Linked DNA regions of Homo sapiens: region 2 is linked to region 1. Evidence: chromatin contacts called from ENCODE Hi-C or POLR2A ChIA-PET data. All regions are on one chromosome and are shown on one strand. The core of a region is the stretch at or near the end of the contact, and the rest is flanking DNA. Distances in the headings are between cores, read along the strand shown. Region 1 has its middle 110 kb from the start of BMP7-AS1. Region 2 overlaps BMP7 (bone morphogenetic protein 7).

The links. Hi-C counts contacts between places; a loop is a spot of excess contacts on that map. ChIA-PET counts read pairs that join two places held with the same protein, here RNA polymerase II (POLR2A). Pooled maps may share reads with other maps.
Region 2: a loop to region 1 is called in a pooled map, with 2.1 times the contacts of the local background. The contact joins two enhancer-like sites. A Hi-C loop is called at or near these places in 4 of 168 maps with a recorded cell type or tissue (Right ventricle myocardium inferior, breast epithelium, heart left ventricle and 1 more) and 6 of 50 pooled maps. POLR2A ChIA-PET finds 5 or more read pairs at or near these places in 1 of 52 experiments (activated T-cell).

What each region holds. Positions count from the first base shown.
Region 1 is chr20:57,102,011-57,107,598 of GRCh38, reverse strand. No RefSeq gene overlaps it. Among named protein-coding and RNA genes, the nearest start is that of BMP7-AS1, 110 kb to the left of the region's middle. Within about 2 kb of position 2,781, at least 2 of the 41 ENCODE cell types and tissues checked have a DNase peak (open chromatin) inside an H3K27ac peak, as active enhancers do.
Region 2 is chr20:57,165,947-57,171,496 of GRCh38, reverse strand. BMP7 (bone morphogenetic protein 7) reads left to right here. Exons shown (of 7, transcript NM_001719.3): 7 at 389-2,744. The coding sequence ends at 538. Among named protein-coding and RNA genes, the nearest start is that of BMP7-AS1, 45 kb to the left of the region's middle. Within about 2 kb of position 3,387, at least 7 of the 41 ENCODE cell types and tissues checked have a DNase peak (open chromatin) inside an H3K27ac peak, as active enhancers do.

The DNA of each region.
Region 1 (5,588 bases), core at 1,532-4,031:
TCACTGGTCCAGTCTGGGTGGAGGACCAGGCAGCAGGGGAATGAGTGGAATGACTTTTGTGGTCAACAGAATAACGGCTCCAGAGACGTCCACGTCGCAGGACCTGCGCATGTGTCCTCTTACACAGCAGAAGGGGCTTTGCCGATGGGATCGAGTTAGATCGCTCTTGACGTGACGAGGTTATCCCAGATGACCTGGCAGGGCCCAGTGTAATCACAAGAGTCCTTATAAGCAGGGAACAGAGGTGTGAGAAAGACTGCAAGATGCTGTGCTACTAACTTTGAAGGTGGAGGAAGGGGCCGTGGGCTGAGGAGTGCAGGGGCCTCTAGAAGCTGGAAAAGACAGGGAAACGGATTCCCCTCAGAGCCTCCAGAAGGCACACAGCCACGCTGGCACCATGCTAGTCACCCAGTGAGACCCATTTTGGGGTTTGGATTGTCAAAGAATAGACGTGTGTTGCTTTAAGCCACTTAGTTTGTAGTAATTTATTACAGCAGGCAGAGGAAACACACACAACCCTTGAACCATCTTCTTTAGCGAAAATTACTAGGAGTTTCTCAGTTTCTTCTGAGGGCTGGTGTGACCTCAGGGGCCAGCAAGAAGAGCCTCATCCCTCAGCCACCTTTGAGGAAGTAAACATGGACTTCCTCCCTGAGCTGTGGGGGAAATACGGGAAGATCGTCTTTCAGATCAGAACATGGAGGAAGAGAGAGGAAGTGAACTGATCCCGGGTGTGCAGTGACAGTGCAGGCAATGCCTGGCTGGTTTTGGAGCTGGGGGACCCCTAAGACCCAAGAGGGATTCTCTGGACCCACCAGAGAAACAATGAATGGAGGTAAATCTCCTTGGTCTCAGTTGGACCAGGTGTAATTCAGACTCTGTAATGGATTTTTTAAAATGTTTCCCTGCCCAGCATCTATTCCCTTATTCTGGAAATGATTCCAGGTTTTTTTTTCTGGAAAACTGCTCTTCCTCCAGTTTCATGATGTGGCTCTTATCACCCACACCCTCATAGCCAGATGTGGTTCTGTGACACCGGCTTAGCTAACCAGGGGACGCTGCTTCTTTGGCCACAGTGATTGGTCCAGGATGAGCATGTGACCCATGTTTGTCCAATCAGAGCCAATGTGGACCTTTTGCCTGAACTCTGGGGCGAAGGGAGTTGCTGTTGTTGCCGGGGGCTCAGGGAAGACACGATGAAAGCCTGGCTTGCTGGAAACGATCCGCCATCCCATAGGGATAGCTTGCGTGAGAATGGAGCCAATACACAGGAAAGCAGAGCCCAGAGTGGAGGAAAAACAACAGAGAGAGAGGGAGAGGGACAGACTGACCGATAGACAGATAGAGGCAGAGACAGAGACTGACTCTTTGTCAGAGCACCTGGATCGAGCCATACCTGAATCAGAACACTCCCCAAAAACTCCTTGGTTAGCCAGAAAAATCCTCCCTTGTCCTTCCCTAAGCCAGCATGGGTGGGATTTTCCATCACTTGCAACCAAGAAAGTCCTGACCGATACAGAACCGTAAGAGCAGAGCCATTAGGATGCTTTCACCCCTTTAGGTGGGAGCCCCTCTTTCATTTTGTAGTTGGAGAAACTAGAACCCAGAAAGGCCATGGTACTTGTCTGAGGTCACACAGCAAGTCACTCCATAGTCGGGACTGGACCTGAGGGTGGAGTTCCAGTTTAGGACTCCTTCTCCCACCCCGTGGTCAGGAAGGTCAATCTGCCCCATTTCCCACCCCCACTCCCCAAGCATCCTCTACATAAATGTCCCTGAACCTGAGAAGCAACAGGAGACGGAGGTTAAGGTTTCCAGGTTTTAGGCTGGCTTCCCACGAGGCTGCACAGAGATCTCGACCCAGGCCTTTGGCATCCTACGTAAGGAATTCTGGATCTGAGAGCCCCTGATTGTGGCAGGGGGCTGCAGATACAAACAACAGACTTGCCATTGCATCCTTGACACATATCTTATTAGTTACAGTATTTATGCTCTCTAACCTCAGTTTCCTCATCTGTAAACTGCTCATAACAATAATATCAGTATCATTCATTCAGTCATTTGACAAACATGTAGTGAGTAACTACTATACGCCAGACACTGTGCCGGGCAGTGGGAAGTCGGGGTGTCCATGAGGACAAAATCCTGCCCTCTCTGTCCTTAACAGTTCAGTAGCTCCTTAGGGTTCCTGTGAGGATTAAATAAGACAGCATGAAATTGAGGGAATTTGATGCGGTGGAACTCTTTGCATCTTGATTGTGGAAGATGATTTTGTGACTGTGGAGGTTTGTCAAAACTCACAGAACTGCACCTTGACTATACATACATTCTACCTCAGTCAATGATGCTCAGTTTCATAAAAAAAATTAAAGAGTGTCTTCTCTTTCCATTAGTGGTTAGGCTTATGTTGCAAGTCAAAGGAGAAAAGCTTCACATACAGTGAAAACTCATTAAGATAAAAAATCCCTTTAGAGAAGAAGAGAGAGCAGGTGTCAAGCGCTTGGCCTGGCTGCAGACCGAGTCAAGTCCTTAGCACCAGCCATTGTCACCAGAGTCCTCTTCCCACTGTTGGTTTTCAGCTGTTTTGAATTAAGTGTGTCGTGACTCCCTTCCCTGAGCTGAGATCACCGAGGAGTGACCGCGGCTCAGAGCCCATGCCTAGGAGCTTCGAAAGGCAGAGCTGACAAGTTGAGTGGCCCTAAAATCATTACCAGGAAGGAGCTCAGCCACGGGGCTGCTTGGAACCCGGCCTGGGGCCTCTTGGCAAGTGCAGGCTGGAGGAGGGGGATCAGGCCAGCCCCACGTCCCCCCTGCTGATCCTCCCACCCTCTCTCCCAGCCTAGTGTCCAGGACTTGTCCCCAAGTGGGAGTCCCAGGAGGGCAGGGACCGTGGCCAGGTGCACCCCGTGTTGTCATAATCTCTCCACTGGCCTGAATGCTCCGAGGAGACCAGGATGAATGTGAATCAAAGTGTGGAGCCTCCACTCCCAAGAGGAGAAGAGAATCGAGAATTAAGCCTGTGAGATGTAGCTGTACACAGAGAAGAGATGAGGGCGGCAGGGAGCCCTCTGAGGAGACGACATTCTTGATTCTTGAGCATGAGTTGGAAGAAATGGAGTCAGCCAGGTGGATATTTGGAGGAGCAGAATCCCGGGTGAAAGGAATGACTGTGCCAAGGTACTGGGGCAAGAACATGCCCAGTGTGTTCCAGGCACGGCTGGGGTGGAGGGAGCGGGTAGGCGAGATGGAGACACAGCAGGAAAGCCAGGTGGTGAGGACCGTGGCCCAAGAATGGGACCTGGAGTTTACTCAGAGAGAGAGACAGAGTAGCAGACCTGTTGGAATGGGAGCAACAAGGCAGGGTCTTCCCCCCAGCAAGCTCTGCTCGGGGACGGAAGGTGCGGGGGGCATGTTGTCAGCGATCATGGACACCAGGCCAGGACTTAGACTTCTGGAAGGACGCGTTCAGCCCTGCCTTGTAGTCACCCACACTTCCGCCTACTGCCAGGGTTTTCTACCTCGGGAATAACACACGGGCTGTATCTTGAGGATTTGTTTTCCTTTTTTCTAACAACACAAAAAGCTAACAAGTGAGAATAGGCCTTTCTGTGTGCCAGGATCTACATACTGGATGCATATATATATATATATATATTTTTTTTTTTATATGGTGCCTCGCTCTGTCACCCAGGCTGGAGGGCAGTGGCGCAATCTCGGTTCACTGCAACCTCCGCCTCGTGGGTTCAAGCGATTCTCCCGTCTCAGCCTCATGAGTAGCTAGGATTACAGGGGCACACCACCACACCCGGCTAATTTGTGCGTGTGTGTGTGTGTGTGTGTGTGTGTGTATTTTAGTAGAGATGGGGTTTCACCATATTGGTCAGGCTGGTCTTGAGCTCCTGACCTCAGGTGATCCAACTGTCTTGGCCTCCCAAATTGCTGGGATTACAGGTGTGAGCCACTGTGCATGGCTATCCATGTATATCTTTGAAGGCATCACCTGCCTTGGAAACATGAGACCGAGGACTTGGTCACAAATCAAGTGGACGTTTTGGAGTGTCAGCACAATCTGTGTCCATATTTGCCAACAAGTTTTTAAAAAATGATGTTTTCTATAATCCTGGATTTGCACGGTGCGATCTTGATGGTGTCACCTTTCTCCCCGTTTCTATCCCAGCAATAATCTTAAATTCTACTCAAAACAAAGAGCTCCCTGTTGGCAGTTAATCCTCAAAGGGAGAGCTTTGTTCGAGACTAAAAAACCTCATTCAACAACGTTGGCAAGAGCTGGCATTCTTTGTGCCCACTCGGCCCAGTGTTTTCAGCTCTGACTAGGAGCCTGCATTTGAGAGCTTAAGTTCATTTTTTTTTCACCCCTTGCAAGTAGACCTCTCTGTCACAAGGCGCATTAGTGGAGCAGGTATTTAAGGGAATAATAGAGGAATTAGAGCAGCCGCCAGGAATAGAGGCAGGGGGCTGGGGGAGGATCTCCAGGTGTGCTGAGCGAGGGGGTTTCTGGAAAATGGGACCCAAGGACAAAGGAGGAGCTGGGTCTTCCAAGAGGTTCTCCCCACGCTCAACAGACACACTTTTGTATTCATTTTCAGTGCTGTGTAACAAATCGCCATAAACTTTGTGACTTAAAACCTCCTTTTGCTACCCATCAGCTCTGGAGGTCAGGGGTTTCACACAGTGCGACTAGGTTCCCTGCCCCAGGTCTCGCCAGGCTGAAGTCAAGGTGTTGGCAGCCTGCGTGCTCCTCTGGGGCTCTGGGTGGTCTTCCAAGCTCATGCGATCGGGCAGAATGCCATCCCTGGGGGGTAGAGCTTGGGTCTTACTGGCCGTCAAGGTCACTCTCAGCTCCTGGTGGCCACCTCATTCCTGGCTCCGTGGCCCCTTCCATTTTTGAAGCCAGCAACCGAGAATCTCCCTCACATCAAATCTCTTTTAGGCTTTGAATCTCCTTTTCCAGAAGGGGCCTCGTCCCATTCCCGGGCTCACCTGGTTGTTAGGTCAGGGTCCCTTCAACTCACACAGTCATGGTGCCACAGCAGAGCTTGCTCCTGGAGCGCTAGCCCATGGCATCCACAGGCCCTTCCACACTGGAGATAGGGGGGATTATGAGGCAAGGGGTGGGCTCTGACAAGGGTCACCCTGGCATTCCACCTGCCACGCCTACCTTCATGGCCATGAGCAGACACTCAGAGCTGCTCACCAATGCCAGGCCTCAGGAGCCCCAGCGATGGCCCCGAAAGCCCCACACTCTCCATCGAAGCCGGGTGGTTAGGGCCTGAGGCCTGGGCCCCAGACTCGGGTATAAATCTTAGCTCTGGGCTCTTAGTCATGTGACTGTATCAGCCAGGATGGGTTAGATTATGCCGAGGTGACAATCGAGCCTAACATCTCTATGGTTTAAAAACTGAGGTGTATCTCACACAAATCACATGACTGAGGTGTACCTCTCACACACATCACATGACTGAGGTGTATCTCACACACATCACATGCCTCTTGCAGGTTGGCAGAGAGACAGTGCTACCATGATCACTCAGAGACCCAGACAGATAGAGCAGCCATCATCTTAAATG
Region 2 (5,550 bases), core at 2,138-4,637, 63 kb before region 1:
CATCCTCTGTAAGGTGCAGAGAAGTCCATGAGCAAGATGGAGCACTTCTAGTGGGTCCAAGTCAGGGACACTATTCAGCAATCTACAGTGCACAGGGCAGTTCCCCAACAGAGAATTACCTGGTCCTGAATGTCGGATCTGGCCCCTTCCTTCCCCACTGTATAATGTGAAAACCTCTATGCTTTGGTTCCCTTGTCTGCAAAACAGGGATAATCCCAGAACTGAGTTGTCCATGTAAAGTGCTTAGAACAGGGAGTGCTTGGCTTGGGGAGTGTCACCTGCAGTCATTCATTATGCCCAGACAGGATGTTTCTTTATAGAAACGTGGAGGCCAGTTAGAACGACTCACCGCTTCTCACCACTGCCCATGTTTTGGTGTGTGTTTCAGGTCCACTTCATCAACCCGGAAACGGTGCCCAAGCCCTGCTGTGCGCCCACGCAGCTCAATGCCATCTCCGTCCTCTACTTCGATGACAGCTCCAACGTCATCCTGAAGAAATACAGAAACATGGTGGTCCGGGCCTGTGGCTGCCACTAGCTCCTCCGAGAATTCAGACCCTTTGGGGCCAAGTTTTTCTGGATCCTCCATTGCTCGCCTTGGCCAGGAACCAGCAGACCAACTGCCTTTTGTGAGACCTTCCCCTCCCTATCCCCAACTTTAAAGGTGTGAGAGTATTAGGAAACATGAGCAGCATATGGCTTTTGATCAGTTTTTCAGTGGCAGCATCCAATGAACAAGATCCTACAAGCTGTGCAGGCAAAACCTAGCAGGAAAAAAAAACAACGCATAAAGAAAAATGGCCGGGCCAGGTCATTGGCTGGGAAGTCTCAGCCATGCACGGACTCGTTTCCAGAGGTAATTATGAGCGCCTACCAGCCAGGCCACCCAGCCGTGGGAGGAAGGGGGCGTGGCAAGGGGTGGGCACATTGGTGTCTGTGCGAAAGGAAAATTGACCCGGAAGTTCCTGTAATAAATGTCACAATAAAACGAATGAATGAAAATGGTTAGGACGTTACAGATATATTTTCCTAAACAATTTATCCCCATTTCTCGGTTTATCCTGATGCGTAAACAGAAGCTGTGTCAAGTGGAGGGCGGGGAGGTCCCTCTCCATTCCCTACAGTTTTCATCCTGAGGCTTGCAGAGGCCCAGTGTTTACCGAGGTTTGCCCAAATCCAAGATCTAGTGGGAGGGGAAAGAGCAAATGTCTGCTCCGAGGAGGGCGGTGTGTTGATCTTTGGAGGAAAAATATGTTCTGTTGTTCAGCTGGATTTGCCGTGGCAGAAATGAAACTAGGTGTGTGAAATACCCGCAGACATTTGGGATTGGCTTTTCACCTCGCCCCAGTGGTAGTAAATCCATGTGAAATTGCAGAGGGGACAAGGACAGCAAGTAGGATGGAACTTGCAACTCAACCCTGTTGTTAAGAAGCACCAATGGGCCGGGCACAGTAGCTCCCACCTGTAATCCCAGCACTTTGGGAGGCTGAGGTGGGCGGATCATTTGAGGTCAGGAGTTCGAGACCAGCCTGGCCAACATGGTGAAACCCCATCTCTACTAAAAATACAAAAATTAGCCGGGCATGGTGGCACGCACCTGTAATCCCAGCTACTCTGGAGGCTGAGGCAGGAGAATTGCTTGAACCCCAGAGGTGGAGGTTGCAGTGAGCCAAGATCGTCCCACTGCACTCCAGCTTGGGTGACAAAACAAGACTCCATCTCAAAAGAAAAAAAAAACAGCACCAATGAAGCCTAGTTCTCCACGGGAGTGGGGTGAGCAGGAGCACTGCACATCGCCCCAGTGGACCCTCTGGTCTTTGTCTGCAGTGGCATTCCAAGGCTGGGCCCTGGCAAGGGCACCCGTGGCTGTCTCTTCATTTGCAGACCCTGATCAGAAGTCTCTGCAAACAAATTTGCTCCTTGAATTAAGGGGGAGATGGCATAATAGGAGGTCTGATGGGTGCAGGATGTGCTGGACTTACATTGCAAATAGAAGCCTTGTTGAGGGTGACATCCTAACCAAGTGTCCCGATTTGGAGGTGGCATTTCTGACGTGGCTCTTGGTGTAAGCCTGCCTTGCCTTGGCTGGTGAGTCCCATAAATAGTATGCACTCAGCCTCCGGCCACAAACACAAGGCCTAGGGGAGGGCTAGACTGTCTGCAAACGTTTTCTGCATCTGTAAAGAAAACAAGGTGATCGAAAACTGTGGCCATGTGGAACCCGGTCTTGTGGGGGACTGTTTCTCCATCTTGACTCAGACAGTTCCTGGAAACACCGGGGCTCTGTTTTTATTTTCTTTGATGTTTTTCTTCTTTAGTAGCTTGGGCTGCAGCCTCCACTCTCTAGTCACTGGGGAGGAGTATTTTTTGTTATGTTTGGTTTCATTTGCTGGCAGAGCTGGGGCTTTTTGTGTGATCCCTCTTGGTGTGAGTTTTCTGACCCAACCAGCCTCTGGTTAGCATCATTTGTACATTTAAACCTGTAAATAGTTGTTACAAAGCAAAGAGATTATTTATTTCCATCCAAAGCTCTTTTGAACACCCCCCCCCCTTTAATCCCTCGTTCAGGACGATGAGCTTGCTTTCCTTCAACCTGTTTGTTTTCTTATTTAAGACTATTTATTAATGGTTGGACCAATGTACTCACAGCTGTTGCGTCGAGCAGTCCTTAGTGAAAATTCTGTATAAATAGACAAAATGAAAAGGGTTTGACCTTGCAATAAAAGGAGACGTTTGGTTCTGGCTCTTTGGCCTGTGTCTGTCTGTGTGTGTTGTGTTTTTCTCTCAGTTCTTGGACACTGAAGTTCTCTCACACTGCTAAGAGCTCCCTGCCTTCGTCTCCACCGTGAACGCTCTGTTTAGCATCCAGGCCTTGCGGGGAAGTGGCCGCTCGTCAATATTTGGTGCAGCTGTGTGGGGCTCCGGGCAGGAGAGATGGAACCAAGCAACACATGTGAATTTGGTAGGCTCGACTACAAAGGTCCTTGATTGAATTACAGTGCAGCTGTCAGCAGCTGTTTCAAAGAGGCAGGGGGTAAATTAGCTGTGTTTACTGCTAACATAGTTGAAAGATTTAGTCATCCCAATAAAATAGAGGCACCACAGAGAGAAAAAGGGCAGGAGGTGCACGCCCAAAACTTTAAAGCGGTGCCGGCCCCAGAGCTGACACTGTCCAGTGCAAATGATTGGGGCAGTTGCTGGAGCGCGACTGTGGACGTGGATGGCCCCCAGCAGGCCTGGCGAAGGCGGCCAGGGCCCAGTGTCTCGCCGAGCATGGAGCAGCACTTGGCTGCGTAGCGTGGAGCAGCAGTTTGGACGCCTTTCCTCTTTGAAGTGCACACTCAGGTCACCTGATGGCTGTTGTTGGAATCCCAGCCTGATACTTGGACAGGCCGCCCATTCTTCCCCTATTGCCTGGAATAAAGCGGCTGCTCCTAACAAGTCCCAGTCCTTGTGATTTCCAGACCCTCCCGCCATTGTCCGGACAAGCAGTTTAGCGTTTGTTCCATTTTCCAGGCTGAAGGCCAGAGCCACACACTGGAGGTCTAGATGTGGCCTGCACACGGGTCTTATTCCCCTGGCATGGTGGTGTTTATCCATGTCTTAAAATGTGGATTCGTTGCCAACATGTTTTTGAATATCAGAAGATGAGGGTGAAGAAAAACTCCCCAAATCTGGCTTCTCTTGAGAATCGGCAGGCCTGGCCACTCTGGGCCCCACACACACATGGCTGCTCTGGGTGGCTGCAGAGGGACAGCTGGTGCCCAGTCTCCACTGCTCCCTATTGCCTCTCTTACAAAAGGGTGAATGTCAGTTGCTGTTTTTAAAATTGTAGATGCGTATTTATGTGCATCCATGTCCCTAATGTCCCTATTAAGAGCAGGATAGTAGAGGCTAGCCTGGGAGAGCCGGGCACTTTGGAAAGGACAAACATTCTTTCGTTACCGCTGTCCCACTTTCCCTTTTGGCCCTCTGGGCAGGCCCTACAGGCACGTGCGTCTGTGGCTATAGCACCACAAATGGCCTCACCTTTCCTCTTCATCTTCCCCCCTCCTGGTTTACCACCTCTCTTGCTCATTTTCCCCCTGGAGCGTTTTCTCGTTGCCTCTCTTCTCAGTCCCGCTCACTGTCAGGCACAGAGAGGTGAAGGAATTTACTCAAAGTCCCCAGCTAATAGTTACTGGAACTGAAATTTAAACCTCAAAACCTGGGCTCAACCCCAGGCTTTCCTGAGCTGGAATCTCCCAGGGCTGCTGGAGAAACATGGGGATTCCTGGCCTGCAGCTCCGAGCCTGCCAGTGTCCGTCCGCCATCCTGTGTGTTGGGCCCTGACGACTGAGTTCCTGGACCATTGCTCAGGGCTCGGTCTCCCTCCTGCTTCCAGACTGCCTGAGGGCCTTCCTCTGTGCGCACCAACGCTGAGTGTTAGCTTCTCTGGTGGGTGGGGCCGATGGCCAGCCTGCTGTACCGTGGACGCTGCACACGGGTAGTCCTTTCCCTCTGTCTTCTCCTCCATCGCCTGGTGACAATAGTGTGTGGACCGTGCTGGGGGGCTGGGAGGGTTAGCAGTGGTCACCGGGGCCATCTACAGAGTGGATTCTCACAGGCATGTTTTGAGTCCTGCCCTCTGTTCAGATCTTTTGGAGACAGTGAGCATGTGAGTTTCCTGGGGCTGCCATAAGAAATCACTACAAACTGCTGGCTTAAAACAGCACAGATTCATTCCTGTGGCTCTGGAGGGCAGACGTCCAAAATCCAGGTGTCAGCAGGGCTGTGCTTCCTCTGGAGGCTCTCGGGGAGGACCCTTCCCAGCCTCTTCCAGCCTCTAGTGGCTCCAGGTGTTCCTGGGCCCGTGGCTGCATCATCCCAATCTCTGCCTCTGTCTACCCATGGCCTTCTCCATCGCTCCACTGTGTGCCTTTTTTTTTTTGAGACGGAGTCTCGCTCTGTTGCCCAGGCTGGAGTGCAGTGGTGCGATCTCGGCTCACTGCCAGCTCCGCCTCCTGGGTTCACGCCATTCTCCTGCCTCAGCCTCCCGAGTAGCTGGGGACTACAGGCTCCCGCCATGACGCCCGGCTAATTTTTTGTATTTTTAGTAGAAACGGGGTTTCACTGTGTTAGCCAGGATGGTCTCAATCTCCTGACCTTGTGACCCACTCGCCTCGGCCTCCCAAAGTGCTGGGATTACAGGCATGGGCCACCGCACCCGGCCCTCTGTGTGGCTTTGATAAGGACACCTGTCATTGGATTTAGGGTCCACCCAGATAACACAGGATGACCTCCTCCTCTAGATACTTCATAATATCTGTGAAGATCTAGATACTTAATATCTGTGAAGACCCTCTCTCCAAGTAAGGGCACATTCACAGGTTGCAGGGATTCAGATGTGGGCATATCTTTTTTGAGGCCACCATTCAATCCACCACAAGACCCTCTCCCTTTCCCACCACAGGGTTCTCAGGCCCCACAGAGCTTCTCCGTCCAGCCTCAGTTGGTCCTCACTGTTCCTGGTTGGTGCCACTGCTGCCGCCCATGCTGGGCAGAGTGAAC